2 separate regions of the Homo sapiens genome follow, and region 2 is linked to region 1. The links are chromatin loops, found by intact Hi-C in ENCODE. Cell type or tissue: CD14-positive monocyte. All regions are shown on one strand. Each heading gives the region's core, and the rest is flanking DNA. Links, peaks and the distances in the headings are about the cores only.

Evidence for each region. A loop is a pair of places that touch in the nucleus more often than their neighbours do. Peaks named below come from ENCODE experiments on the same cell type or tissue, not always from the same donor. Only the 100,000 strongest peaks of a DNase experiment are listed, where the experiment ranks them.
Region 2: a loop joins it to region 1, with 6 times the contacts of the local background. A loop is called at or near these places in 6 of 110 quality-filtered maps.

Annotation. Positions count from the first base shown.
Region 1 is chr5:10,624,364-10,641,423 of GRCh38, reverse strand. It overlaps ANKRD33B (ankyrin repeat domain 33B), which reads right to left. Exons shown (of 4, transcript NM_001164440.2): 3 at 3,256-3,396. Among named protein-coding and RNA genes, the nearest start is that of ANKRD33B, 69 kb to the right of the region's middle. RefSeq lists enhancers at 5,028-5,347, 7,240-7,319, 8,750-8,819, 8,840-9,499, 9,670-9,749 and 6 more and silencers at 5,988-6,117, 7,570-7,659. In CD14-positive monocyte, for the core only: no CTCF peak of the experiment used is centred there; DNase peaks (open chromatin) are centred at 5,903, 8,723, 9,153, 10,463 and 2 weaker places; H3K4me3 peaks cover 3,125 bases; H3K27ac peaks cover 5,322 bases.
Region 2 is chr5:10,261,448-10,274,471 of GRCh38, reverse strand. CCT5 (chaperonin containing TCP1 subunit 5) reads right to left here. Exons shown (of 11, transcript NM_012073.5): 8 at 12,727-12,912; 9 at 11,854-11,991; 10 at 11,158-11,338; 11 at 8,083-9,816. The coding sequence ends at 9,689. Among named protein-coding and RNA genes, the nearest start is that of CCT5, 18 kb to the right of the region's middle. In CD14-positive monocyte, for the core only: no CTCF peak of the experiment used is centred there; DNase peaks (open chromatin) are centred at 6,711, 7,081, 8,151, 9,671 and 1 weaker place; H3K27ac peaks cover 5,154 bases.

The DNA.
Region 1 (17,060 bases), core at 4,853-12,852:
AACACCGTCTCTACTAAAAATACAAAAATTAGCTGTGCGTGGTGGCAGGTGCCTGTAATCCCAGCTACTCGGGAGGCTGAGGCAGGAGAATCGCTTGAACCCGGGAGGTGGAGGTTGCAGTGAGCCGAGATTGCACCACCGCACTCCAGCCTGGGCGACAGAGTGAGACTGTCTCAAAAAAAAAAAAAAAAAAAAAAAGAAGAAGAAGAAGAAGACTGGGGACAACTAAGAAGAAGACAACTAAATGTGGGAGCCCAGCAGGGGTCCTGGAACAGAAAAGTGACATTAATGGAAGCACTGATGCCTGGGAAAACTCTGATGCCACCCTCAGGATAACCAAGACAGGGGTGGTGCTGTGGTCTGAATGTTGACGACCCTCCAAAATTCCTATGCTGGAACTTCAGACCCACTGGAATAGTATTAAGAGGTGAGGCCTTTAGGGGGTGATTAGATCATGAGGGCTGTGCCCTCCTGAATCAAACTAGTGCCTTATGAAAGAGGGTTTGAGGGTACCTCGGTGTCCCCTCTGCCATGAGAGGAGACAGTAAGAAGGAAGGGGCATCAGCAGACATCGAACCTGCCGGCACCTTGATCTTGGACTTCTCAGCCTCCCCAAGTGTGAGCAATAAATTTCTACAGTTACAAATTACACAGGTGAGGTATTTTGTTATAGCAGCAGAACAACTAAGACAGAGAGGAAATCCACTTCTTCAGGAACTTGCAGCGCCAAGCAGGACTGGCTGAACCCAGTGCCAAGAACAAAAATAAAGAGAAATTAAAATAACAGAATTAAGTAATGGTGAAAGCAGCATCGCACATTCACTGAGATGTCAGCTGCTAACTGAATCTAACACGACATGTGCTTGACACATATTTTCTCATTTAATTCTCAAAATAACCCGATGAGGTTGCACGAAGGATGATCATTGATTCTATTTCAGAGTGAAGAAAAGAGTTAAAGCTATTAGTTGTGTGGCATTTAGCTTAGTAGCTCATTGAAGCTGGATAGCCTCTAGGAGTGTATAAAGTATTGTTGCATTTTAGCCTCAGGGAGGTGAGGGAGAAAGAGGTCATTACTCCCATTTCACAGATGGGAACAGGAAAGTGCGTTCTCCAAGATGGCGCAAAAGACAAAGAGGGGTTGATCCAGGTTGATAGCCTGAGAATTTTCCACTCTATGACACAGCATAGAAAACGGAAATTGCCACACACATCACCATGCAATACCACGTTGCCTCCTAACATTACCACGCAACTCCACATCACCCGCTAACATCACCACACAACTCCACGTCACCCGCTAACATCACCGCGCAACTCCACGTCACCCGCTAACATTACCACGCAACTCCACGTCACCGCCTAACATCACCGTGCAACTCCACGTCACCCGCTAACATCGCCGCGCAACTCCACGTCACCCGCTAACATCGCCGCGCAACTCCGCGTCACCCGCTAACATCACCGCGCAACTCCACGTCACCGCCTAACATCGCCGCGCAACCCCACGTCACCCGCTAACATCGCCGCACAACTCCACGTCACCGCCTAACATCGCCGCGCAACGCCGCGTCACCCGCTAACATCGCCGCGCAACTCCGCGTCACCCGCTAACATCGCCGCGCAACTCCGCGTCACCGCCTAACATCGCCGCGCAACCCCACGTCACCCGCTAACATCGCCGCGCAACTCCGCGTCACCCGCTAACATCGCCGCGCAACTCCGCGTCACCGCCTAACATCGCCGCGCAACCCCACGTCACCCGCTAACATCGCCGCGCAACTCCGCGTCACCCGCTAACATCGCCGCGCAACTCCGCGTCACCCGCTAACATCGCCGCGCAACTCCACGTCACCGCCTAACATCGCCGCGCAACTCCACGTCACCGCCTAACATCGCCGCGCAACGCCGCGTCACCCGCTAACATCGCCGCGCAACTCCGCGTCACCCGCTAACATCGCCGCGCAACTCCGCGTCACCGCCTAACATCGCCGCGCAACCCCGCGTCACCCGCTAACATCGCCGCGCAACTCCGCGTCACCCGCTAACATCGCCGCGCAACTCCGCGTCACCGCCTAACATCGCCGCGCAACCCCACGTCACCCGCTAACATCGCCGCGCAACTCCGCGTCACCCGCTAACATCGCCGCGCAACTCCACGTCACCGCCTAACATCGCCGCGCAACCCCACGTCACCCGCTAACATCGCCGCGCAACTCCACGTCACCGCCTAACATCGCCGCGCAACGCCGCGTCACCCGCTAACATCGCCGCGCAACTCCGCGTCACCCGCTAACATCGCCGCGCAACTCCGCGTCACCGCCTAACATCGCCGCGCAACTCCGCGTCACCCGCTAACATCGCCGCGCAACTCCGCGTCACCCGCTAACATCGCCGCGCAACTCCGCGTCACCGCCTAACATCGCCGCGCAACTCCGCGTCACCCGCTAACATCGCCGTGCAACTCCGCGTCACCCGCTAATATCGCCGCGCAACTCCGCGTCACCCGCTAACATTACCACACAACTCCACGTCACCCGCTAACATTACCATGCAACTCCACATTGCCTCTTAATGTTACCATGTAACTCCGGATCACCTCCTAACATTACCCTGCAACTCCATGTTACTTCCTAATGCTACCGTGCAACATGTCGCCTCCTAACGTTAACAAGCAACTCCACATCGCCTTCTAACGTTACCATGCAACACGTCACCTCCTAACGTCACCATGCAACTCCACGTCACCTCCCAACGTTACCATGCAACTCCACATCACATCCCAACATTAACATGCAACTCCACATCACCTCCTAACGTTACTATGCAATGCCACCCACCAGCAAGCAGTGACCTAGGATGGCCTGGGCCGTTCCCACCATCCCTACGCCCACCTTCAACAGCACAGTCTTGCCATTTACAGCCAAGGGATCACCCCTTTCTGAGGAGGAACAGATATGGACAGGACTTGGGGTGTAGAACGGGTGGGCAGGAGGAAAACAGCAGGTGAGGGAAGGTGCCACCCACTGCAAAGCTCAGCAGGGAGCAGAAAGGGGTGTCCTGAAGGGAACCAATGCTGTGGCTTTTTTAAAACCTCAGATAGTTACAGAAGTATATGTCAGTGAAGAAACTATTATTTATTGCAGCAACTAGGCATTGTTTCTATGGGAGTGATTAATCTCAAAACATATTCCATAAAGGAGCAACTCTGGTGTCCCAGGGCCCCTGGAAGCTGCACAGGACAGGTGGACATACCTGCTAGCATCAGGGCTCGGATGCAGTCCGTTCGACCCTGCATGGCGGCTTTCATCAGGGCGGTGAACCCGAACGCGTTCCTCCTTTCAAGGTCAAGACCAGGGAAATAGTTCAACAAGTAGTTAGTGATGATAGCGTGCCCTGTAAAGAGAAGTGTACACGTGTATTGGTTCCCACTTCCACAAAATGTGCTGGTTCCAGCCAGGCCTTCCTAGAGAGAGAAAGAAACACTGAGTCAGCCCTGGGCCAGCCGGTCTGCTGTGTGAGTTTTTCTCGGACCCCAAGACAGAATTCTCCTGGAGCCCAGGAAACAGAGGAAAGGAGAAGGCACCGCCCTGGCTGCAGCGCTGCTGTTTTGGGTTCTTGCAGGTCCCCTTCGGCAAAGCACTCGAGGGAGGAGCTGTCCCATTACACTACTGGGGGTGGATGTGGGGGGCAGGGACGCTGCGGGCAGGTAGGGAGCGCAGCCTCAGACAGCCAATGAGGGCAGGAAGCCTCAACTCCCAGCAGGAGACGCCCGTGCAAACAGATGCAAAGCTGCAAATGAGCTTCAGAACCGCTTCCAAGTGCTCCAGAGCTGCAGGGAGGAAAAAGTCATCATCATAGCAATAGGACAGTGCCAATTCACGCTGGCACCCTGTTCCCACCCAGAAGCAGGAGTCTCTCTCTCCACCCTTACCCACCACCACCCCTCCCCCCGCCGCCGTGTGTGTGTGTGTGTGTGTGTGTGTGTGTGTGTGTGTCTAACTACCTACGCCCACACACATCCCACAGAGTGTCGCAGGCAAGGCCCTCAGCTATAAAGCAAAGCAGGTAAGGAGATGTCTCAGAGAACACAGATTTCTCCCCTTTCTCACCTTGCACCTCCAAAAAGGATCTAACTTTCTGCTCATTCCCAGGCACGCCCATGGTGCTCTCAGTTAATGGTGAATAAGGAGAATGTCACAGCAACAGTGCTGTTTCCAGGATTCTCCCATGGAAAACCAAAATGGAGTGGGAGAGCATCCTCTTGGGTCAACTGTCCATGCCACCTGATGCCGGCTAGCTCATAAGTCCTTGTGTGAATACATCTCCCCCTCCCCCACTTCAGTGTCCTGGAGCAGGGTCCGTCCCAGCCTTGGCACAGTCGGCACAGGGGGCCGCATGACTCTTGGTTGTGGGGACTGCCCTGTGCACTGCAGGACACTAGGCAGATCCCTGGTCTCTACCCGATAGATGCCAGTAGCAACCACCCCCACTCCCGCATAGGTTGTGACAACCAAAACTGTGTCCAGACACCACCAAACCGCCATCGGTGGGGCAAGAACACCCCAGGTGAGAACCACTGTCCCCGAAGCTCAGACTTCACTCCTTCGTGACCAACCACACCTGGTGGAAAGAGCTTCCTTCCTCTCTCCCTCTGCTGCACCCTCCCCTGAGCTGCCACCTCCATCCAGGCCCCTGCTGATGAGGTCTGAAACTCTTGGGAATATGAGCAATCTGCCCGAGTCTCTCCTCCTGAACCCCAGGGGAGGTGCTGGGTACCCAGTTCCCATCCTTTTTGTTTATTTAAGAGATGGAGTCTCTCTTTGTCACTCACACTGGAGTGCAGGAGCACGATCATAGCTCACTGTAGTGTGGACCTCCTGGGCTCAAGAGATCCTCCCTCCTCAGCCTCCCAAGTAGCTGGGCTCACAGGCGAGCATCATCATGCCCAGCTAATTAAAAAAAATTTTTTTTTGTAGAGATGGGATCTCCCAACGTTGCCGAGGCTGGTCTCAAACTCCTGCATTCAAGCAGTTCTCCTGCCTCAGCCTCCCAAAGTGCTGGGATTCCAGGTGTGAGCCACTGTGTCTGGCCACAGTCCCCATTCTTATGCACCGATGACGCAGTGCTCAGAAATCCCCACTTATTCATTCCAACTCAAGCATGTTCCTTTCAGCCCCCACTGTCGCAGCTGCAGGGGCCTCGTGGACATTTCTATGCACTCTCTCCTTAACTTGGCATCACCTCCCTCCCCCCAGGAACACCTGAATCATGGAGAAGCCGGGCCCTGGGCCCAGAATCTCCACAGGCATCTGGTTTGCACAGAAACTTCCAATGGGTGGCACTGCCTGAGATTTGGGATGGGAGAGAGGTGGCAAGGACATCACTCTGGGGTCGGGCAGGCATGAGACCTGAGGTGCCTCCCCAGCCCAGCCCACCTCTGCAGACAGAATACTACGTGAGCATGACGCTGCAGCAGCCTCCAGGATTCCCCGCTGCGGCTGAGATCTCCAGTAGGCAGGGCTGGGCGCCCTTGGCCTCTGCTCCCCTAGCCCCTTCAGTTCAGCAAATCCAATATGAAACCCTCCGATATATCAAGTGGCTTCTGTCTCCCCAGCCACACCCTGAGGGATAGTACTGCCGGGGTTGGAACCCAGTTTCCTCCTTTGAGGGCCACTCCAGGCTGCTGCCTCACCAGTATGAAATCCTGTGGGTTTGCTCTTCATCAATCCAAAAGAAGAAGGAACAGGCAACCAAAATCAGGGGTGAACTCTCCTGAGGAGCAAGCTCGCCATTGACCTCAGCCCATCTCCTGAGCTCTCCACAAATGTGAAAAGGGGAACCATGTATCTTTTTGAAAAGGAAGCCCTGATGAGTCTAACAGTGTTCAGGTTATAAGCAGGAAACAAAGGGTACGATCCCCTCGCTGCGTGACTCACAGCCAGTCGCTGGTGCTTTTTTGACTCATTTACACCACATTGCTCTCCCTCGTCCTTTACTATGTGCGGGGAGGGGCTAAGGCCAGCTGTCAGGTACCCAGAGCTGCTGAATTACTCTCAACTGGGTGGTATGGGAAGGTGGGGGAATCCTTTGATCTCAGTTTGGTTTATGGTCCAGTTAAATGCTTGGCGGCACCTGTCAGTTAGATTTAACCAGGGGCATAGTAAAATGAATTGCAATTCCTTTGGAGCCATTTCTTTAAACTGTGAAATAGCGTGTCCGTCACAATCTTCTGCAGGATGTTCCTTTGCACTGATATATCCTCAGCACTTTGAACAGGTGGAAAGAGGAAAAACTCAAAGTCCACAGAGCAAACCACCCATTATATAGATCTGTTCTGCGTATTATGTTGAGTCCAGAAAAACCAACATGCAGTCAACTTGTTCTGACTACAGGCCTGAGCTTTCGATGATCCAAGAAATCACGCCCTGCTTCCCACGGGTTTTCCCAGGATGGCAGAATAATACCTCTCATCACACAGATGACCCCATTCAATGGAAATCAAAGGTGGACCCAATACTTCTAAGAATGTATAAGTATTAACCTTTCTTCTTTAAAAACCATGATGAGTAACCAAAAGGAGCTTTCCTTTTCTTTACATATATGAGACACACAGCCTTCCTTGCACAAGGGAACCCAAACACACGCCATATTGAAATCTAGTTTGAGGCCAGGTGCAGTGGCTCACTCCTGTAATCCCAGCACTTTGGGAGGCCAAGGCAGGCAGATCACTTGAGGCCAGGAGTTCAAGACCGGCCTGGGCAACATAGTGCCTGTCTCTACTAAAAATACAAAAATTAGCTGGGTGTGCTGGTGCATGCCTATATTCTCAGCTACTCAGGAGGTTGAGGCAGGAGCATTGCTTGAACCCAGGAGGTGGAGGTTGCAGTGAGCTAAGATCACACCACTGAACTCCAGCCTGGACGACAGAGTGAGACCCTGTCTCAAAAAAAAAAAAGAAAAAAATCTAGTTTGAGCCCAGTCCAACTTGGACATTATGGAATCGGACTTGGTTCCTGAAATCCTCAGAGAAGCCCTTTTAAAGGGTAGGTTCACCTAGAGAACCCCAGAACACCCCCTCTCCACCAATAAGCCCTACCCTGCTTAAGAGAGGGTCACAAGTGACCCAGGGAGGAAGTGAATTTGAATGAAATCGCGTCACTGGAACATAGTGTAGACAATGAGCTCAGTACTGAAGAGAGCTGGCTCTGAGAACAGCCAGGTTCAAGGCCCAGGCCTGCCACTCAGAATCCGGGTGTCTTTTGGAAGTCAGCTTTTCCATATCTGTAAAATGAGGGATAATATCAACCTCCCATTTGTGAAAATTATAGGAGACAATCTGTGTGTAAAAGGTGCCCAGCAGAATAGAAAAATCTGGAAGAAAAATTCTGAATAATCCAGGCAGGCACTCCACTCTCAAGGGGCTAGAACGTGTTCCCCCCTCCTTAACCCGCGGGCTGCGTGCACTGACTTCCTGTGAAAGACTATTACACGGAAACGGGGGAGGAGGGAGAGAACCTCACAGTGGAGAAATCTGCTAACATGACCTCAGCCAGGTGACCAAGGCCCATCAGCCCTTTATCGGGCGTCTTCCTCCAAAAACTCATAACTCCAGTCTCATCACAAGAAAAGCATCAGGCACGTCCAAATTAAGGAACATTCTGCAATGTACCTGACCAGTCCTCCTCAAAACTGTCGAGGTCATGAAAAACAAGAGAAGTCTGAGAAGCTCACAGCCAAGAGGAGCCTGAGGAGCCATGAGTGCTAAATGCCACATGCGATCCTGCAACAGAAAAAGGAAATCCGGGAAACGCTGAGGAAATCCGAATAAAGAACGGACTTCAGTTAATAATGGTGAATTGACACGCGTCCATTCATTGTGTTCAGCGCGTCACGGACGTCAGATCTTAACAACAGAGGGAACCAGTGTGAGGCACACAGGCATTCTCTGTACAGTGTTTGTGGTTTCTCTGTAAACATAAACTATTCTCAAATCAAAAGTTTATTTTAAAAAAAGAGGAGATAGGCTTGGCGCAGTGGCGCACGCCTGTAATCCCAGCACTCTGGGAGGCCGAGGCGGGTGGATCACGTGGCCAAGAGATCACACCGTCCTGGCCAACATGGTGAAACCCCATCTCTACTAAAAATATAAAAATTAGCTGGGCGTGGTGGCGTGCACCTGTAGTCCCAGTTACTCCGGAGGCTGAGGCAGGAGAATTGCTTGAACCCAGGAGGTGGAGGTTGCGGTGAGCCAAGATTGCATCACTGCACTCCAGCCTGGTGACAGAGCAAGACCCCATCTCAAAAAGAAAAAAAAAAAAAAAAAGAGGAGAACTGGCTGGGCATGGTGGCTCACGCCTGTAATCCTAGCACTTTGGGAGGCTGAGGGGGGTGGATCACCTGAGGTCAGGAGTTCAAGACCAGCCTGGCCAACATGGGGAAACCCCATCTCTACTAAAAATAGAAAAATTAGCTGGGAGTGGTGGCGGGTGCCTGTAATCCCAGCTACTCGGGAGGCTGAGGCAGGAGAATCACTTGAAACCAGGAGGAGGAGGTTGCAGTGAGCAGAGATCATGCCACTGTACTCCAGCCTGGGCAACAGAGCAAGACACTGTCTCAAAATAAATACATAAATAAAAATAAAAATAAAAAAGGGGAAACTAGCATAGAGCCGTTCAAAAAGAGTGCAAGGTCAGGACCATGATTCACAGCTGGCTGTGCGGCCTGGTGTGGGGCCTCTCCACCCTGGACCTGAGGCTCTCCCAGTGGTGGGGAGCTCACCAGGAAGCCACGGGAGCATTCAGGAGGCAGAGATGGAGCCCAGCCCCCAACCCCGGGCAGGAGGAGGGAGAGGAGTGCTTGATTCAGAGAGCTCCTAAATGAGTGGATGGACAGGTCTGTGGTATGCAAAAGAGGAAAGCTGGAAATGACGCCTGGCCCCGCCACACCCCTGGTTCCGCTCTGCATGGATGCGAAGGTGCCTTCGTTGGGGGACACAAAGAGGTGGACACCCACGCCACCCGGGCCCGACCGGCTTCTCAGCCTGCCCCAGCAGTGCTCCTGTGCTTCCCGGTTGACTCTTCCCCAGGCCCCATGGGGAAAATGTTAAATTTTTCACATGGAAGTCACCGACCTCACGCAAACCCCTCTCCTGGATGACTCATCTTCAAGTTCATAGAGGGAACAGAAACCACCAGAAGGGAAGTCCCTCGGCTTTCCCCCATCGCCCCCCACGCTGCCCACATTCACGGGCCTCCGAGAAGGAAAAGTGAAATCCTGAGCCATCCAACGGACTGAACCGACCCCCTCCTGCCCAAGGGGACCCCAGAGAACCCTTGAAAACTGAGTCCTGGCTATGACAGGATGGAAGGGCAATGCGCCTCGTTATACCCATTCCTTGCTAACCGTGAGGCTTTCTTTCCTAAGTCTAAACAGAAACCAGCCCGTTCTAAAGACTCCTCCACTGATATAAACCAACCGCCTGATGCTGCCCCGCCGTTCTGCAATTTGGATGAAACAACCGACCAGCATTCCGTCCTCATGAGAGACACTGGCCATGGCTTTGGAGTGCGTCCGGCAGGTCCACAGAGGACGCGCAGTGAGGGTTTTCATGTCCTCTGCTTCACCTTTTGAGGTCAGGGCCTGAAAACTCCACCCTCAGATCATGCTAACGCTGTTGCTTTTTGAACACAGGTCCCAGGGAGAGGCACGGAGCTCGATTGCACACTTGCGTGTTTCTCCTCTCATCGATATTCAATGCTTCTCCCATAGCTTATGGAATATGTGTATTGAGCCACCTCCTTCAGCATGCATTGTTCTTCTGTCTTGTTCTTCTGCCCCTGGAAGGGTCTGTTTCTGGCTTCTGGCCAGAGGCGCTGCTTCCCTGCCACAATAGCCACCCTGCAGGCTGCAACCCTTTATGAGAAGAAAGCTCTTCTTTCCAAGTTTATGAACCTCGTCAATCCTCAGTTCACTTTTCCTATTGAAAACGCAGGGGATTCTCCTCTTGCTGAAGGAGGCTTATCCCTGCTCCTCCCCTCCTGTGCTTGACAGCCACTCCCTGCCCACTGCTGTGGAATATTTATCAGATCCCTCCTGTTTCTCATCAACCTCTCATTCCTTGCAGACCCACTTCCCTCAGAATGCTGTTGGGGCTCAGAAAGCAATACCCCACAGTGAAGGCCTCAGAAGCAAAGGTTTCTCTCTGCCCTCCTGCCCTCCCATGTCTCAGTCCCTTCTTCCCTGAGGCCAGCCATCCAAACTGGAATCCCTCTTCCCCAAGGCAGATCTTTGAAACCAGAACCCCTTTTCCCTAAGGCCAGCCTAAAGGTTCCCTAAAACCTAAAAATACTGCCCTAACATAAAGAAATTATCTGACTTGCCATGTCCGACTGTAGGTCATAAGACCCCTGTTCCAGGGAGAGTCACTCCCAGAAGGAAGAAGTGCTGCTCAGAGAAACCTAGAAGAATCGAGGAGACAGGCAGGCCTGTGGGGTTTCCCCACTCAGTCTATTTATTAGCATTATATTTCTTCTTCTTTTTTTTTTTTTTTTGACACAGTCTCACTCTGTCACCTAGGCTGGAGTGCAGTGGCGCGACCTTGGCTCACTGCAACCTCAGCCTCCTGGGTTCAAGCCATTCTCCTGCCTCAGCCTCCCAAAGTGCTGGGATTCTAGGCATGAGCCACCGTGCCTGGCCTGTCCAACTATATTTCTACATAACTGTCCACACTTTGTTGAACCTAAGCAGAAAAATGGAAAATTCCTCCTGCATTTTTGGGTTTTCATTCCGAAGGCTCCCATGTACGCATGTTATGGGAACATGGCCTCTTTTGTATGCCTCTTCTCTTATTCACCTGCCTTTTGCAAGTTGATTTTAGTGAACCTTCAGAAGGCCCTTAGTTCCTACAATGCACTAATGGCCCATCTTCTTCACACTGCCCTTTGTTAAGTGACTTCCCAGTTCTCTGTCTAGTGGAACCTTGGCCGATGGGATGTTTGCAGGCGTGATGGAAGCAGAAGGTTGAAATGTACTTATCCAGACTTTCATGCATGTTTGTGCCTCAGCTGTCTCCCCAAGAAGAGCATGCCCAGGCTGGCTCGCTGCTCCCAGGAAGAGGATGAGTAATGCATGCAGCAGAGCTGCCCCAGCCGAAGTGCCCAAGAACAGGTCCCCGACTTGCCCACAGACTTGAGCAAGGACAGTTTAGATCAACAGATCCCCAGCCCATCCACAGATGCATAAGCAATAAAAACATCCCAGAGCATGGGAGTTGTTTGTTACACAGCAATAACTAGCTGACATGCATGCTCAAGGGTCTCTCATCTTAAAAGCATATGTGACTCACAGCAACCCCTGTGGGCCGTCTTCATGTTCCCGCCACCCTCCATCAACCATTCAACTCCGCTTCAGTCCAATTCCAGATCCATCTACTCTCACTGTTGCTAATGACACTCTCTGACTTTGCTGAAACCACCCCCAGCAGTCCCCAGTGACCTTCTTACAATGAGACTCAGTGGTGATTTGTCAGTTCTCATCACATTCAACATCTCCCCAGCATTTCCCACTCACTCCTCTCTTTCATCCTTTCTGAAACACGCTCTTTCCATGGACATGCAGATGCTCACCCTTCTGATTTTCCGCCCTCTCAACATTCTGAGCTCCTGTTCTCTCCTTCCTGAAATGCTGCTGTTCCTCAGCTGCCTGCTAAGCCCCCTCCTTATCTCATACACTCTCCTTTGGTGATCCTATACACTCCTGTGGATCCAAGTTTCAGCTCTAAAGCTTCCACATCAACTCTTTCCAGTTCTATCTCTTTTCTTCAGTTTTTTACCTGAGTATCTGTCTACTGAGTATTTCATCATGGGTATCCTACAAACTCAATGCATCAAACCCAAAACATCTTTCCTCCGAAGCTACTCCTCTCCCACATCCCTTATTCAGTGATGAACACCACCAGTCACCCCATCACCCAAGCCAGACGGCTGGACTCAGTCTCAAGCCCTCCACATCCTCCCTCACCCAAGCAATCACCACATTCTGCCAACTGCACCTCTGACATCACTTGAGCACGGGAATTTGAGACCAGCATAGGCAGCATGGCAAGACCTCATCTCTACAAAAAAAAGTTTAAATTTCCTAAAACTGTCTTTGTTTCTCCATCCCTGACCTGGGCTACCACGTCCCCATGGGGCCACAGCTCCTGTCCTGACTAGCCTCCTTTGTCCCACTTCTGCCCCCATTCATTCTCCACACCAGCAGCACGGTGACACCAACAGGGGCCTCTGACCATCCCCACTACTCATCCGAAACTCTCCATGGGCTCTGCTCTTTAGATGAGGTCTCAACTCTTCAATGAGCTGGTTTTTACCTCTTCACCCTCAGCTCTCACCGCCAATGCCCTCCCAATCCACTTTATGGTCAAACAGCCAGCATTCCGTGTAATTCACTCATGAGCCACACTTCCTCTAATCTAGTGGCCTCTGCACAAGGAGTCCCTCTACCTGGAATATTCTGCCTCCTCTTTTTACTTGGTGACCTGATGAGCCATCCCTTCCAACTCCAGGTCTTCCCTGGTGCCCCTTGACCCACGGTGTCTCATCGTCCACGTTCCCATGCATATATGGGTTCCCACAGCCGCCACAGCCCTCGTTACCCAGCTCACATGCTTAAAACTTCCAACTGACTGCATGCTCTGGGGTGCTCAATAAATATGCATTAGATGAAAAGGCTGAAACATTCCTACCACTCCTTTGGGAAAAGTTTATTTATTGAAAGTATCAGGGTGGGCAAGGTGGCTCGTGCCTGTAATCCCAGCAGAGAGGCCAAGGCCCGAAGAGGCCAGGGAGGCTGAGGCTAGAGGATCACTTGAGCTTAGGAGTTAGATACAAGCCTGGGCAACATGGCAAGATCCCATCTCAAAAAATAAAAATTAGCTGGGCTGGCCGAGCGCAATGGTTCACGCCTGTAATCCCAGCACTTTGGGAGGCCGAAGTGGGTGGATGACCTGAGATCAGGAGTTCGATACCAGCCTGGCCAACATGGTGAAACCCCGTCTCTACTAAAAATACAAAAAATTGGCTGGGCGTAGTGGCAGGCACCTGTAATCCCAGCTACTCAGGAGGCTGAGGCAGGAGAATCACTTGAACCCGGGAGGCGGAGATTGCAGTGAGCCAAGATCACATCATTGCACTCCAGCCTGGGCAACAAGAGCAAAACTCCATCTAAAAAAAACAGGCAATAAACACAAACTGCTCTAAAAATTGGAAAATGTTACAGAATTGGGTTGTCTAAGATTGACTGACTCAAGGCACTCAAACTGCAGTTCTCCAGACCAGGCCAGTAGAGGGAGCTGTCGGCTTTGGAAATATGACATCATACCAGCCACGCGGCATGAACAGACTCCAGGAATTCTTAGCATAAGGCATTTACCATGCAGATGGAGGGGCAGGGTTAGTAGGGGAGGGCAGCATCCCTGCTCTTTGCAGGGCAGGCAGGGGTCTGAAGGAGGAGCCAGGCAAGCCCCAAGCTGGCTGAGGAGCCCTCCTGGCTGGCCAGCGGGCAGGGGTGTGGCGCTGCCATGGCCAATCAGAAGAGCTCAGAAAAGCTCACAGGAAAAGATAAGGCAACGCTGGGAAACCGAGACTCACCAAGTTCTACTCTCTTATTTGAAACGGTATAAACTGAGAAAAAAGGAAGCACTTCAAAACAACATGAACATCACAATGAGATCACACTAAGATCGTGATCGTGTGCACTGCTAATAAAATAAGATAAATAACATGAAGAGGCATTGTTCCTGGGTTCTGACCAAGTCATAAATTCTCCTCTGAACTGGGACTCTCCCCGATTCAGCTCAGGAACCAGGGCTCCCCCGCAGCCCAAACCCACAGCTGCCCCTGAGAATCCCTCCCGTTCTGTCCCCGTCCCCGGGCAGCATCCTGCCAGGCTGGCTCTCAGCACGTAGCCTCAGAATTTTACAATTAAATGCAAGAAATAACAAGTTGCAAGCACACATCAGAGGTTCCTTATACCCAAAACAAGCTTCACGTGCTGTATCCCATCACCAGCTCAAAGAGACCCCTGGCGTTTCCTCACTTTACCACGTCCATGCTATTCTGTTAAAGCACAACAAGGAAACAGAAATAAACACACAACTCTATCCATGGGACTTCTTGTTCCTTTCTTTGGTTATCTTATTTTATTTTTGTTAGTGGAGCGGTGGTGAAAGTTGAAATGACTGGCTAAATGAGACTTAGGGATTACATGGGGATTTATTTTCAAACGTTCTCTCCATTTACAGACCTAGTACAGATTTGGCTGTATTTTTATTGTGCATTAAATAGCCGAGGAAATTAGACTTTTTAGAGAACACTCAAAAGGCAGATGAAGGCATTTGCATCCGAATTCGTACTCATAAATGCTGTGTCCTCCAGAAACCCAGAGCTTCCAACTCTCAGACAACCAACCCAGTTGCCATAGCAAATAATATAAACATATGGTTGCTTTAAGATTGCGCTTCACAATGCTGATTCTGCTTAGTGCGACTGCTGTCTACACAAGCCATCCTCCATCACTGGTTTGGCACGGGCTTGTGACGCAACCCTGGTTGGTGAGATGGCAACGATACTCTGCTGGAGCCTTCTGGAAATGTTTTCCTGTCTTATAAAGGGAAACGCCGACAGGGATTTGCTCCTCTTCCTTGATGTCCCTGAGTGTTGCAACGTGAAGCCGTGGCACTTCTAGCAGCTGGGGCCACCTTGGGACCATGAAGGAAAAGGCGAATGTATTTCTGAGAAGTGGCTCTAGGTCCCAGCATCACCCAGCTACTCAGTGAAGCAACCCTGCAACATCGCCCGCAGATGTCTTGTGTTGCAAGAGAAGGCAGTGTCCTTGTGGTTGAAGCCAAAAGCATCCTAACAGGTACTAGGCTCAAAAGAGAGCTGGGGAAATACAACTGAAAACCAGAGTTTTGGTTCATTTGAGTAGGGAAATACTGAAAAGACTGATCTCAGCCAGGGCTTGCAAGAACACTCTTGGACACTCAGGGGAAAGGAGAAATCGCCACAGCTTTCTAAAGACCACTTGGCAGCTGCATACACTTAAAACAGGCACAGCCCTTGCTGAAGCAATTCTGTTCTAAGAGTGTGTCTGCACATTGCTTCTCCTCTTCCTTGCCCTGCTTTCGGCCTAGGAAGCTGACCTGCACCAACAGCACCTGCCCAGTTTCCGCCCCAATGAGGTTTCTGGGTTGGCTCAGCAGGGGACCAGGGTGGAAGGAGCGGGACATCTGGCCCTGCCTCCCACTCCGGCCCCTGGCTGCGGTTCTAGGCCGAGGCTGCCTCTCGGGTTCCAGCTTCTTGGCCTGTGTCACTCGGGTTCTAGGCCGAGGCTGCCTCTCGGGTTCCAGCTTCTTGGCCTGGGTCACTCTCTGCAGAGTCCCTCCCCTTAATCCTTTCAATGTTGGTTCCCTTAACTCTACCCTTCCCCCCGTAATTGACAGGCCCTCATCAACTCCTCTGTTCAGCCCTCTGAGACCACCTGTCACTCAACATGCTTCAAGCTGCCAGGATCCTAACACGCTGTCCTCAGAGATGCACCCCAGATCCAAAGACTTCACTACAGCCTTGCTGCCGTTGATTAACTCAAAAGCCCACCTGTCCAGTAACTGGGACAGTTAAGTATACCACGGTTCATGCATTTTACACAATATCCTCTTTTCCAACAAATATTTAAGAAGCAAGTACTTCATGTTCAAGGACTGGCCTAAGAGCCGGGTCCACCACAGTGAGTGAAGGCCAGTCATAACGCAGCCTCTCAAATTTGAAGTCTTGGTGGGGAACCGGGCATGAGCCACACATCCCCGTGCAGGAAGGCAGGGCTACGAGCGCCTGGCAGGGCTCAGGGACACCGACACAGCAGGAGCTTCTAGATTAATAACCATGTGAACAAAACCACTAAAAACACAGTCTCAACAGCACTAGCCCAGTCATGTGAATACAAAGCGCACATACATACGTGTGTGTTTGGAAAGGACTGAATGAGGTCTGAAGAGGTGACTCCTGAGTGCTGATAAGGGAGCTGGAATATTTGGAAGACAGAGAAGGGATCTTTTTCTTCCTCCCTGATAATACTTTTGTAGTCATTTTTGGCTGTAAGCAAATATGCATGGACAGCTTTTGAAATTAACAAATCATCAAAGAAATAAAACTGGTTATGAAATTGATTAAAATGGGACATCACCTGATTGGGCCTAAACAGCCTCTTTGGCAAAACAGCACAGGAAAGTCATGAACACATGCTCACCTGCCTTCCTCATTTTCACTTTAATTCCGTGATGCCTCTGTGTCTGTCTGACAACATCTCTCGTGGGGTCTGTGACTCTGCTGGTCTTCAGTGCCCACTGAGAGGGGTCCTTTGCCGTCATCAGGCATAAAATCTTCAAAGCTCTCCATCCTCAATGTGGGGTCCCTGGGCCAGTGGCATCAGCCTCACCAGGAAACCTGTTGATCTGCTCATTCTTGGGCCCCACCCCAGGCCTATTCAAAGAAAGACTCCAGGGGCAGGGCCTGGCAGTCTGTGTTTCCACCAGATCTGTGTTAATGCTCACATGAGCCAGCCCAGGTGATGCTGACGCCGGAGGCGCAAGATTGGGAGCCAGTGTCTAAGGAAACTATGCCCATGGGGACAGGGGCAGCCCCTGGAGGTTCAGAAAGAAATTAGGGAAAATCTCTTCGGCACATTGAGGCAATTAAGACACACACAAGGAAGCTTTTTAATCTGTGTTTGTTTAAATGGTGTAAAGTCCCTCTCCCCTCTGCCTCCGTATGCAACCTCAACAATTCAGTCCCAAAGCCTCAGGCAGCAGCCTAGGTTGGGTGTCCAGGGATCAGAGCCCAGGCCAGAGGGTGGGTGCACACAGTGGCGGCCACAGAGAGCTCAAGCAAATCAGTAAGTAGGGGAAGATAACAAAAGCCAGTAAAAAAGAAAAAAAAGGCCAGGCCCGGCGGCTCACGCCTGTAATTCCAGCACTTTGGGAGGCCAAGGTGGGCGGATCACTT
Region 2 (13,024 bases), core at 3,260-11,259, 370 kb after region 1:
TTCAGCCTGGAATATCAGTTGAGTTTTCTTGGGCTGCAAATAACAGAAAACCTGACTGACAGTGGCTAAGAGGGTAACATTTAAGTATCTCCCACACAGTCCTCCAGGGATCTCAGGTGGTTTGGGGGTTTCCTGGTGTCAGGACCCGGGTTGGTGTCTGCATTCTCTGGGCCCTAGGGCCTTACAAATCCCAGCCACAACAGGAAGGGAAGGAAGGAGCTCTCTCCTGCACCTCTGTTTTAGAGAGGGAGGGAAATCCCCCAGCTGTGTGCCCCCTGTGTCATGGGAGAGGCCGAGGACCTGGGCATCAGCTGAAGGGGAATTGGTGACGGGATTGGATTAGACCCTGACTCACTTAGCCAGGGATGGGGTGCGCTCCCTCTGGACAGAGCTGGGCTTTGGTGGGCTATGAAGAGGAGTGTGGAGGCTGGTTGTGGGGGGCAGTTGTATGAGACCCATGTGGCTCTGTAACGTTGGGAGTCATCCATGAGGTGGCTGTGGCGGGTATGGCAGAGGGAGAGTGTGAGGAAGACGAGGGTGAGAAGAGGAGGCTCAGGAGGGAAAAGCTGGGTGTATCCATGCTTCATGTTTAGCTTGTGGGTTTGGGCAATGTGCTTCTCTGACCCTCAGTTTTTCTCAATGTAAAAGCTATAAACTCAGTAAAATAACATAACTCTGCAGGGGTGCATTGTTAGAGTAGGTAGTCAGGAAGACATAAGCAGGGCAGGAGAGGTCTACCTCCCCAGGAATGTCAGGTGGCCATCAGGCGATGGTCAGGTGGTTGTTAAACTGTCTCTCTAAAATAATACTTGGTCACAGCCAGCACCAGGGAAAGGCAGTCTCCCTATAGAGAGAAACATCTGAAGCTGGTGATCAGTAGCTTCCTGATAAGATCTCAGGATTTGGGCAAGCAGACCCAAGCATGCACCCTAAGAGGCAAGATGGTGGACAGCCTGCTCCAAGGGAAGAGTTATCCCAATGCCTGGCCAACGTGGGCAGTCTTATCAGTCCTGGGGCGCCAGCAACCTGCAAACTCAGTGCATTCCTGTTCTAGAAGACCAAGCAAGAAGGATGCCTGCGGCCTCAGGATCACCCCACCCCTTCTTCTGTAAAAGGGCAGCCAGTCCCGGTAGGGCTGGCCCCTCTGAGTCCCAAGGTGGGGATGTGCTTTTCAGGCCTTTAGATGAGAGCAGCAGAACTTATCAATGGTATTTGCATTTTAGAAAGATTAAAGTTCGGCCCCTCTGGAGAGGGAAGGAGCACAGTAACAGGAAGCAGAGATGTGAGCCTGACTGATGTGGTTTGGCTGTGTCCTCACTCAAATCTCATCTTGAATTGTAGTTCCCATAATCCCCACGTGTCATGGGAGAGACTTGGTGGGAGTTTTCCCTTGGAAGGGAAAAGAAATGCAAACCTCGGAACCATGCCAGCGTATAAAACCCCAAGTCACAGACCAAACAGGGCACTTGGCCCTCTTCCAAGTGTACTTTGCTTCCTTTCGTTCTTGCTCTAAAACTTTTTGATAAACTCTCACTCCTCCTTTAAAACTTGCCTCAGTCTGTCCCTCTGCCTTACGACCCGCAGCTGAATTCTTTCATTCGAGGAGGCAAGGATTTGATTTGATGTAGACCCTTCAGATTCACACTGGTAACAGTAGGTGAAGTGTCATCAGCATGCCTCACCCTTGAGTAAATGCTGGTGGACCCAGGGTAGTTCTCCCTGAATGCATATTAAGTGGCAACCGCAGAGGGGGACGGCCAGAGGTGGGGAGCAGCCAGGGATGTAGGAGCAACTAGAGGGCAGAGCTCCAGGAAAGTCACCAGAGGAGCTTCACAAAGGAAGAGAATTTTTTTAAAAAAAAGACAGGAAAAGGTTGTGTGTGTGAGAAAGAGGACTCCAACTCAGAGAGCACCCCAGGGATTTGCAGCAGAAGGACACAGTGATTGCAGCACGAGTGGTTTCTATGCAGGGTGGGGTCCACAGACCATCGCTGTGGGTGGAGGGAGCAGAAGGTGGAAGGCAGGAGAGGAAGCGGGGCTGACAACAGTGCTGCAGAGTAACGGAGTGAACAGGAAGAGATGGCTCCAGGGGACACAATTGAAGGGTTTTGTTTTCCTATGCTTTGGTTTTTTTTCTTTTTTTTTTTTTTGTTGAGACAGGATCTGGCTGTGTTGCCCAGGCTGGAGTGCGGTATTCCAATCACCACTCACTGCAACCTCTGTCTCCCAGGCCCAAGCAAACCTCCCTCCTCAGCCTCCTGAGTAGCAGGGACTACAGGTACATACCACCACACCTGGCTTTTTTTTTTTTTTTTTTTTTTTTTTTTAAGAGACAGAGTCACACTGTGTTGCCCAGGCTGGTATCGAACTCCTGAACTCAAGTGATCCTCCTGCCTCAGTCTCTCAAAGTGGTAGGATTACAGGTGTGAGCCACTGCACCCGGCTGGTTTTTGCTTTTTAAGGTGAGATTCATGCTGGAAAGTGCTAACAGAGGAGGGGAGGCTGTGTGTGTAGGTAAGAGAGATTTACAGACAGGAGGAGCCTATTCTCAGGGTCTAAACCAGCAAAGAGCTGGATTCTTACCATGTTCCATGTCCCTTGCGTGTTGCCAGAGGACTTACATCATCTTCACCTCTGGGGAGCCTCAGCGGATGGGGCAGCCACTGCCTTGAATAGTGCACTGTGCTGTGTGCTCAGAAGAGTGAGCCTTGAAGGGTCTTGCCTTGGCATGTACATGCTCTAACCTGGAAATCATACTGCTGCCACAGACGCTGGACTGTACTAGCGTAGGGGTTAAGGGAAAACTTCCGTATCACCCTCTGAAAGTCACTGACAAGAGGCAGATTAATAGGAAAAAAGGCATACAAATTTATTTGATCATAGTTTTATGTGACATGGGAGCCATCAGAACGATGACCCAAAGACACAGGGGAAATTGTCCTTTACTGATTGGTTGTTTTAGAGACAGGGTCTCGCTTTGTCACCCAGGCTGCAGTGCGGTGGTGTGATCATGGCTCACTGCAGCCTCCAACTCCTGGACTCAAGCAATCCTCCAGCCTCAGCCTTTCAAGTTGCTGGGACTGCAAGTGCGTGCCACCACACCCGGTTAAGTTTTTTGTAGAGATGAACTCTCACTATGTTACCCAGATTGGCTGGAGTTCCTGGGCTCCAGTGATCCTCCCACCTCAGCCTCCCAAAGTGCTGGAATTACAGTCATGAGCCACAAAACTGTCCATTTTTTTGCTTAGGTTCAACAAAGTGTGGGCAGCACGTGGAAATACGGTTGGAGAAAAAGGGTCTGATCTAATGCCAGTGGACTGAGTGGGGGCCCCAGCAAGGCCTGGTGAGACTCTTCTTGGCCTCTCAGGGCAGCATTTCTTCCTTCTGGTTATCAGACAGGACCCTCTCTGGAATGGGGGTCTTATGAATTACGGGCAAACAAGATAGGTCAGATAATTTCTTTATGGCCAGTTTTTACAGGGAAGTGGCAACAGGGGGTGGTTTTAGAGTAATAGTTTTAGGTTTTGTGGCTGGCTTTGAGGGAAAGAGGTTCTGGTTTCTATGACCACCTAGGGGAAGAGGGATTCTGGTTTTCAGCTTCAGGGCAGAATGAAGGGCCAGAAACAGGAGGGAAGGAGGTCAGAGAGAGCTGCTTCTGAAGCCTTCATTTTGGGGTGTTGTATTCTGAGACCCTCACTAGTCACAGAACCCCATCCAACCACAAGGAATCTGGGCAGTGCAATCCTACTATAAGTCCAGAACGCATCCTGAGGAGCACTAAAGACAATCTCAGATGCAGAAATGAGAAACAAGCTCTGAGAGATGGAATCAATGGGACATTGGAATTGTCTCGGGCAGGAGGAAGATACCCTTCCCTCTCCCCTCCCCCACTGAGGCAAGACAGAAGCATATGCGTTTCCGATTGCTGCTGTGACAAATTTTCACAAACATAGCAACTTAAACCACACAAATTTATATCTTTACAGTTATGTAGATCAGAAGCCTTGGCTGGTTGCTCTGCTGTGGGATTCACAAGGCCAAAATTAAGGTGTTGGTTCACTGGGTTCCTGTCAGGAGGCTCTGGGAAAAAGCCTCTTCCAAGTGTATTTGAGTTTTTGGCAGAATTCAGTTTCTTGCGACTGTAGTATCAGGGTTCCTGTTTTCTCTCTGGCTGTCAGCTGGAGGCCACACTTAGTTCCCAGAGCTTCCAGTCCTTGCACATGGTCCCTGTATCTCAGAGCCAGCAATGGCATGTGGAATCCTCAGGGTGTTCTTTTTTTTTTTTTTTTTTTTTTGAGACAGAGTCTCCCTCTGTCACCCAGGCAGTGGTGTGATCTCAGCTCACAGCAACCTCCGCCTCCAGGGTTCAAGTGATGCTCCTGCCTCAGCCTCTGAGTAACTGGGATTACAGGCACTTGCCACCATGCCCGGATAATTTTTGCATTTTGAGTAGAGCCAGGGTTTTGCCATGTTGGCCAGGCTGGTCTTGAACTCCTGTCCTCAGGTGATCAACTTGCCTCGGCCTTCCTAAGTGCTGGGATTACAGGTGTGGGCGCCCGCACCTTGCCAAGGCCGCCATCTCTTGAGTCTCCTGCTGTATCTTTCACCTTTATCTGTGAGCCCCTGTGGGCTTGTGTGACTGCATTGGAACCACCTGGATAATTGCCCTCTTTTAAGGTCAGCTGATTGGTAACCTTAATGAAATCCGTGAAGTCCCTTCTCACAGTATCTAGATCAGTGCCTGAAGGAATAACCAGATGGGCTCTTGGGAGCACAGGTTTAGAATTCTGCCTCTCACAGGAGGTGAGGGACGATGAACTGCTGCAAACGAAGTGGGAGCCGAGGAGCTGAAAGACCACACTGCTGGCTTCAGTTGCGTCTTTGCAGTAGGCGTCAAGATCATGTGATAAATAAGACATCCTGCTAAGTGCACATTTTCAGCTGCTTATACTGAAAACTATATAAAGTTAAAAAGTTTATTTCCATAAGGGAGTGGTCCATTCAAATTATGCAGTGTCTCTTGGACTTGTCAATGACTAGGATTATGATGAGGATCAAATGTTTTGGTTTTAGGATTCTTTTACACTTTTTTTTTTTTTGAGTCAGGGTCTCACCCTGTTGACCAGGCTGGAATGCAGTGACACTGTTAACAGTAGGTAGCTAGTCAGGCATGAGCAGGGCAGAAAGAGTGGCCCCTAACCCTTTGCCCCCTCAGGTGATGCCAGCTGACCCTCAGGTGATGGTCAGGCGGTTGTTAACTGTCTCCCTAAAATAACAATTGGTCACAGCCGGTGCCTGGGAAGGGCAGTCTCCCAATAGATAGAAAACACCTGAAACTGGTGATGAGCAGCTTCCTGACAACATCTCAGGAGTTGGACAGGTGGGCTCAAGCATGCGCATTAAGAGGCAAAATGGCGTCATCTAACTGGAATGCTAGACTGGTAAGGGAAGAAGGCCTCAAGTGAGCATGTGTAGAACTCCAGTAAACACACTGCCCTGCTCCTCTCCCAAGTGCTGGCAGGCCACTGTGTATGCGACAGCCCATGCCTGGGGTGTAATCGGGAGAAGTAACCCAAGACCCTGGAAGTACGCCAACATATAAAACCCCAAGTTGAAAGGCCCAACCCTGCATTGGATCTCTCGTTGCCCGCTTGGCCCTCTTCCAAGTGTACTTTTCTTTCATTCCTGCTCTAAAGCTTTTTGTTTTTATTTTTGGTTTTTGAGACGGAGTCTTGCTGTGTCACCCAGGCTGGGGTGTAGTGACGTGATCTCGGCTCACTGCAACCTCCGCCTCCCTGGTTCAAGCGATTCTCTTGCCTCAGCCTCCTGAGTAGCTGGGGTTACAGGCTCCTGCCACTATGCCCGGCTAATGTTTTTGTGTTTTTAGTAGAGACGGGGTTTCACCACGTTGGCCAGGCTGGTTTCAAACTTCTGACCTCAAGTGATCTGCCCACCTTGGCCTCCCAAAGTGCTAGGATTACAGGCGTGAGCCACCGCGCCTGGCCTAAAGCTTTCTAACAAACTTTCACTCCTGCTCTAAAACTTGCCTTGGTCTCTCCTGCGTTATGCCCCTCAGCCGAATTCTTTCTTCTGAGGAGGCGAGAATTGAGGCTGTTGCAGACCTGTGCAGATTCAACGCCAGTAACAGCATGGTCATGGCTCACTGCAGCTTAACCCCCTGGGCTCGAGGGATCCTCCTTTCTCAGCTTCCCAAGTAGGTAAGACTGCAGGCACACATCACCATGCCCTGCTAATTAAACAATTTTTTTTGTGTAGAGACAGAGTCTCACTTTGTTGCCCAGGCTGGTCTCGAACTCCTAGGCTCAAGCGATACTCCTGCCTCAGCCTCCCAAAGTGCTTGGGTTACAGGCATGAACCACTGTGTCTGGCCACAGCATGTTCTGGAATATGAAGATCTGGCCACACACAGATATGTAGTTGGACAAGGGAGAAGTATTTTAATTGCCTTTCACAAAACTGGATATTCTTCGATATTGCACCAAAACCCAACAAGTGATAGACTGAATACACTTTCTTCTGTCACACTGGTCCATCTTGCATCTTGAAAAGGTCTGGTACCTATGCATGATGCTGTAACATCATATGCATATTTGGCAAATATTGGTCTAGTGAGCAGATCTTCCGGTTGTTGACACATTTCATTATGCAATGTCAAAGATTCATACTTTATTATTGAGAAAGAGTCTCGCTCTGTCATCCAGGCTGGATTGCAGTGGTGTGACCATGGCTCACTGCACCCTCAACCTCCTGGGCTCAAAAGGATCTTCCCACTTCAGCCTCCCAAGTAGCTGGGACCATATAAGCATGCCATCAGGCCCAACTAACTTATTTTTGGTAGAGACAGGGTGTATGTTGCCCAGGCTGGTCTCTGACTCCTGGGCTAGAGCGACTCCTCTTGCCTCAGCCTCCCAAAGTGCTGGGATTACAGGTGCGAGCCACTGCACCTGGCCAAAAAGATGATTTTCTTTTTGAAAGTGTATGGTGCCACTACCTGACTCACACTAAGGTGTGGTTTTAATGGTCACTGCTTTTGCACCATCAGTGCAAAAGTCAACACAGTGAAAAGGGCAGTAACTTCAGTGTAGGAAAATACATTTGACTCATAGGCCCCTTGGAAAGACCCAGGACCCCGAGGGATCCATGGAGCAGACTTTGAAAACCAGTTTTAATGTACATAAACCATTTAGAGCAGTGATAGGGCACACACATTTATATTTTTACTACCTTGTCGTGTTTTCCCCACTTTTCCTGCCCTTCAACACTTTCTCGGCCATTTGCCTTTGGTCCCCACTTTTCTGGTGCTTTTAGATGACCCCATTCTGCCAAGACTGCCTGCAAGGAACACCTAGGTTGGAGAAACTTCTCCATGCTTACAAATTACTGATTAGTCAGTTACTACCGTGTCACCTTCCTCTGGCCACACCCCCCAACCCTCAATCTGTTGGAGCTGTTTCACCTAGAGAAAGAAAATGAGAGTCAAGAAATTCAGTCCAATGTAACAGAGAGATGGGCCTCTTAGCCCTCCCTGTGACATTTGTGCCTCACAGCGGCTGCTTGCAGAGTTGACCCTCATCTGAATTCAACCAACCTCAGGTTGAGAACATTCAGAGAAAAAAATTGCATCTGTACTGAACATGTAGATTTTTTCTTGTCATTACTCCCTAAATACAGTATGACACTTACATATCATTTATATTAGATATTATGAATAATAGAGATGATTTAAAGTATACAGGAGGATGTATGTTATATGCAAATACCACGATTTTTATCAGGGACTTGAGCGTCCATGAAATCTGGCACCTACAGGACATCCTGGAACTGCCCCCACATAGAAATTGAGTAGGCTGAAATTAAAAACAGGACATTTAACAAACCTCCAATGAATCTAGCAGGTGTAGAAATCGGGAACCAGCAGTAATACATGGGGACTTACATGGGAATCTAGCCTTTGGGTCAAGCACCCTAAGTTGCTTTTGCTCCACATGGGGAAGGAGAGGGTGTGGCCAAAGTACCAGCAAAATAAAACTTGAGTGATCTGGAACGTGAAAAATAAAAGACATCACGTGGAAGAGGTTTATTACAAATAAATGAAACAAAAATCAAAGGCTTGTGAAACATCTCTAAGTCTTCCTGTTCATTGACCAGTTTCTCAATCACAAAAAACAGGAACGTCTGTGAGGTTCAATTTTGGAAAGGGGGATTGGTTTAGTGGCTCTTCTGATACAACCACAGACCCCTCGGATAAGACTGTGGTCCAAAGAAGGCTGCTGTATGTTCTCTGTAGGCTAGACTCAGTCCTTGTAAATAAACTCAGTTTAAAGCTTTCAATACTCAACTGCATAGTTCCATATAAACATGAAAATTAGGAAGATTGCTATTAGCACACATTCCTAAATCCACAGGAGTTATTTAGCAAAACATCCAATGCATGAATGTAGAGAAAACACAATGACCCAAAAGTTAAGACTGGTGAATCTCCAGGTTCACATGAGACGGTAACCCAAATTCATCACTTAACCAAATTTAGACAAGAGTCACCATTTCCTAATTCTAGGAAATCTGACTAGTTAAGGTGGCATAACTAGTGATAAAGTTCATCATGAGCTTTATCATCACAATGCTAAGAAACATTATTTTAGAAAATCTAGAGAATCATTAACAAGCAAATAACAGAGTAGGGGATGAGCTGGGCCACTCTGGGGTCAGACTGCCTGGGATTGACCTGGCCCTACTACTTGCTGGTGGTGAGATGCTGGCCAATTATGAGTACTCACCTGTAAGATGTGAGCAGTAAGAAAGTGTATCTGCCTCACTGGGTTGTCAGAACAGACAATCCCGGTAGAGTTCTCGGAGCGTCTTGGCCCATCACTGTTAGCTAGTTAATACTTTAGTAAGTACAATTAATTTCAGTCACTCTATCTGAACATGGTAACTGCAAGATTTCTCCCTTATTTCCTGTAATTTACTTTAACCTCCACTTCACTGTGTCCCTCTGATAGGGAAACAAGTGGGTTCTGAACTGCCCTAAGCCTGTGCTGGTGGCCAGCTCTGCACATGCTGGTCCTGATTCTGTGTATGAGCTGTGTTCAGGGTGGGGCCGGGGCCAGAGGAAAGCAAAGGCTCACATGGGTCTCCATCAGCCCTAAACAACACGCCAGGTTAGGCTGTGAGCAACCTAGTAACAGCACTTAAGGCATCCCATAATTCTGTGGTGGACCCTCTACAATCAAATGGCCCACCCATTTAGATAGGAAGAGGATCAAGCCCATATTCCTCTCAATATGAAAGTGCATCTTGAGAGCTCCTGTTTAAGCTGTTAAAATAGTCCCTACAGCTTATTTTGAGAAAAAAAAATCCACCCAAACCCCTTCAATTAAGGCAGCATTTAATTACTGTTACAATAAACGTTTCTTAAACCCGAAGAGAAGATAAAGGTTGTTTAAACAGATTCTTTTAATACAATGAATACAAAAGCAGTTGAGATGGTACCCCCACGATTACACAGCTTTGAACAAGTGAAACTATGGTTACCAAACAGCTATTTTTATTATAGCATCTACAGTGTCTGGAAAAGGATGTAACAATAAATAACTGTAGATGCATCACGAGACATCCATTTACTTAATCACAGAAGTGGATCTTGCTACATAGTTTTCTCAATGTCTTCATTCTTCAGATTCTCCAGGCTTACGAATGTCATCAATCTTCAAAATCATTCTAACCATTTGTGTTGCAAGAGATATCTGTTGCTTTTTGCCAATCAAGGTTTCTATGACATGCTGTTGCTTCATATCTGAAAAATACAAGGACACTGATTATCCTAAAATAGCATACAATAAACTATCAATAACCAACTCTTTCTGATTTAGGGAATCACAGTAAGACTTAAGAAATACAAACTCCTGGAAGCCAAGCAGGAAGCCACTAATTTCAGTTATATTTCATTTTCAGATGAATGTAATTTCATTACTTCCAAGGACACTCTGGAACTCGCACCTGGTAAAGAGAGCTGTTGGGAGGGCACTGTCTTCAATGACTAGCTACAGGGTGACATTTTTCAGGAACATCTTATCCCACAAAGTATCCATACCCTAACTTAGGAAATCTAAAGTAAGTCCATCTGACCACAGCTGAAATGTAAGATATTTCCAAGAAAGATCTAGAAATGCTAATTTTTTTTTTGGAGACAGGTGTCACCCAGGCTGGAATACAACAGTGCGATCTCAGCTCACTGGAACCTCTGCGTCCCGGGTTCAAGCGATTCTCCTGCCTCAGCCTCCCGAGTAGCTGGGATTACAGGTGCCTGCCCTGACCAGGCCTGGCTAATTTTGTATTTTTTGTAGAGATGGTGTTTCACCATGTTGGTCAGGCTGGTGTCAAACTCCTGACCTCAGGTGATCCACCCGGCTTGGCCTCCTAAAGTGCTGGGATTACAGACATGAGTCACTGCGCCCGGCCCTAGAAATGCTAAATTTGAGCACAACCAGGCATTCAAGTTAGAAACATTAAATGTTTGCCTCACAAAGAGTTGCTACTATTGAAACCCTTGGAATTTGAGCATGGAAAGCAGAATGTACCTATACCTTTAAGCAAAAGCTGTCATTCTGTGGATGGATTACAGACATGGCCTGATTTAGTACAGAAATGCCTGAGACCACTGTTTCAACAAGCTACAGCCACCATATCTTTTTGGGAGCCGAGCTACACAAGTGGCTACAGAGGTTATATATTACATTTAGAAAACACTCCACAGTGTGCAGGATTAACCACACAGTGAACTGTGAACTAAAGCCCACTTCAGAGCTGTTATATATATGCTGCCCACTGACAGACATCTGTGTAAAAACAGCAATAAGGCATTACTTCCCAAAAACCAGAGATTAAAACCTAAGTCATCTTTGGTGATAGTACCATATGCACTTTACTGTTATTACAATGAGTCTCATGTTGCTAGGTCTAGTAGTCTAACCAATTCCTACGGCAATCAAACATTCTAAAATTCAGGACTTGAACACCTGAAGTGGGCTTACATATTTAAAAAGACACCATCATCTCACAGCACATACAGTGGATGATTATTCAGTTTAAATCAGACATCCCCCCCCCTCCACGCAGAGGCGTGACAGCTCCTCACCATTTGTCCCCTTGTGCAAACAGTCGATGCCAAGAGCAGGGTTCATCTCCTTCACCTGTCTGGCTCGGACTTCGGTCATAGTCTGGATGGGATTCATGCCACTGTTTTCAGAGAGGGCCATGGGGATGACCTCCAGTGCGTCGGCAAACGCTCTCATGGCATACTGTTCTAAGGTGGGGCACTGGAAAGGTACAGAAGTATGGTGAGTGCACTTGGCGAAACAAAACAACCCAGCGGCACCGTGAAAACACAACTGTATCACATACTTTGAAAAGTCAGCTCACAAAGAATTGTAAGAACAGGCTGTCTTTATTTTTGTATCTATCAGAATATTATAATGTCACCACAGAATACAGGCAGAGGGTATACATACATGTGAGAGATGTCTCAAAATACAGCAGCTCTTATGGCTTTATTTTTAAGTTATAATATTAATTTTGAATTTCAAATAACATTAAAAGACTATAGATTTATTATTTCAAGGACGAACTGGCTGAAAACAGCTGAGAAATGCTAGGTTATGGTAACCAGAATCTGAATACAGGAACGTGGGAATTAACTTAGATTAAAACACCTGTCACCTACACACAGCTCACGATGCTTGTTTTGCATCCAGCACCTCGCTGTTCCGCAGCTTCACAGTCTCCACCATCAGCGAGGCCTGAATCTTTCACTAAGTCTGCACAGATCCCTTACCTTATCCGCCTCTTGGCTAACTGCCAGGGCACAGGATATCTCAGCAGCCCCTCCTCCATACACCACACGATTATCGCGGATGAGGTTCCGGATGACACACAAAGCATCGTGAAGGGATCGTTTCGCCTCCTCAATGATCTAAGGAAAACAGCTTTGCCTGAATTAATGTGATCAAGATCTAGTCAATTTAGAGCCAAGTATCTGGCACCTTTTTAAAGACAGAGAGGCTGTGCTCTAATATTTAGATGGCCTCCACTATCGGATAATATTTATCTTTCTAGCTTTCCTTCCTGCAATGTAGTTAACAAAATTCAAGAGGCAGAGGCGGCCAGTGACTCATTCTAGGATACACGGTCAAGCAAGAGTCAAAAACTGACAAAACTCGCAAAGATTTATCACAATGTGCTAAAAACTCATTCTCAAAGAACAGAGATCGTCAATGGTTATTCACTTGGGTTCCCTTTTTCTACCTAAGGGACAGATGTAAGTCATCCTTGGTAATAATACCATATTGTAATTAAAATGAGTCTTATGTTGCTAGGGCTAGCAGTTTAACCAACCCCTAATGTAACTGTATCAAACATTCTAAAATCCAGGACTTGAATATTTAAACTGTGTTTAAGTATTTAAAAAGATATAAAAATCTCATAGTGTATATTGTATACTCTAAGGGACAGCAGAAAGGCAAATGTGCCTTGTGAAATTAACAATTTAACATGGTCTTCAGTAATTTTACACCATGATACGTCATTGTTTGAGAACCACGATTATTTTTCTTATGGTGACTGTGTCTCTGTTAAATACACACAGGCAAAAAAGCCAGACCATGAAGCAAAATAAGCAACAGTATAGGACAAATAGTTGAATTCTCACCATCTTATTTCCTCCTCTAATAAAAATGGTTACAGCTCTGGAGTTCTTACACTGCTCGATGACCAGCATTTTATCCTTAGTTGTCCCAAATGAGATCTCCTGTACAAGACCAGCAAAGCCCAGCTTCTCGGCTGTGAGCTCTGAGAACCTGGGGACGATCCGCCCTCCTGTTGCGATGGCAATCAGCTAATTGGGGTGGTCAGGGAGAAGGATGAAGACAGTACTGGTGAAGTTAACTTTCAAAACTGGGCCACAAATGAGCAAAACTTGATCTAAGACCAACTTGTTCACTAGAACT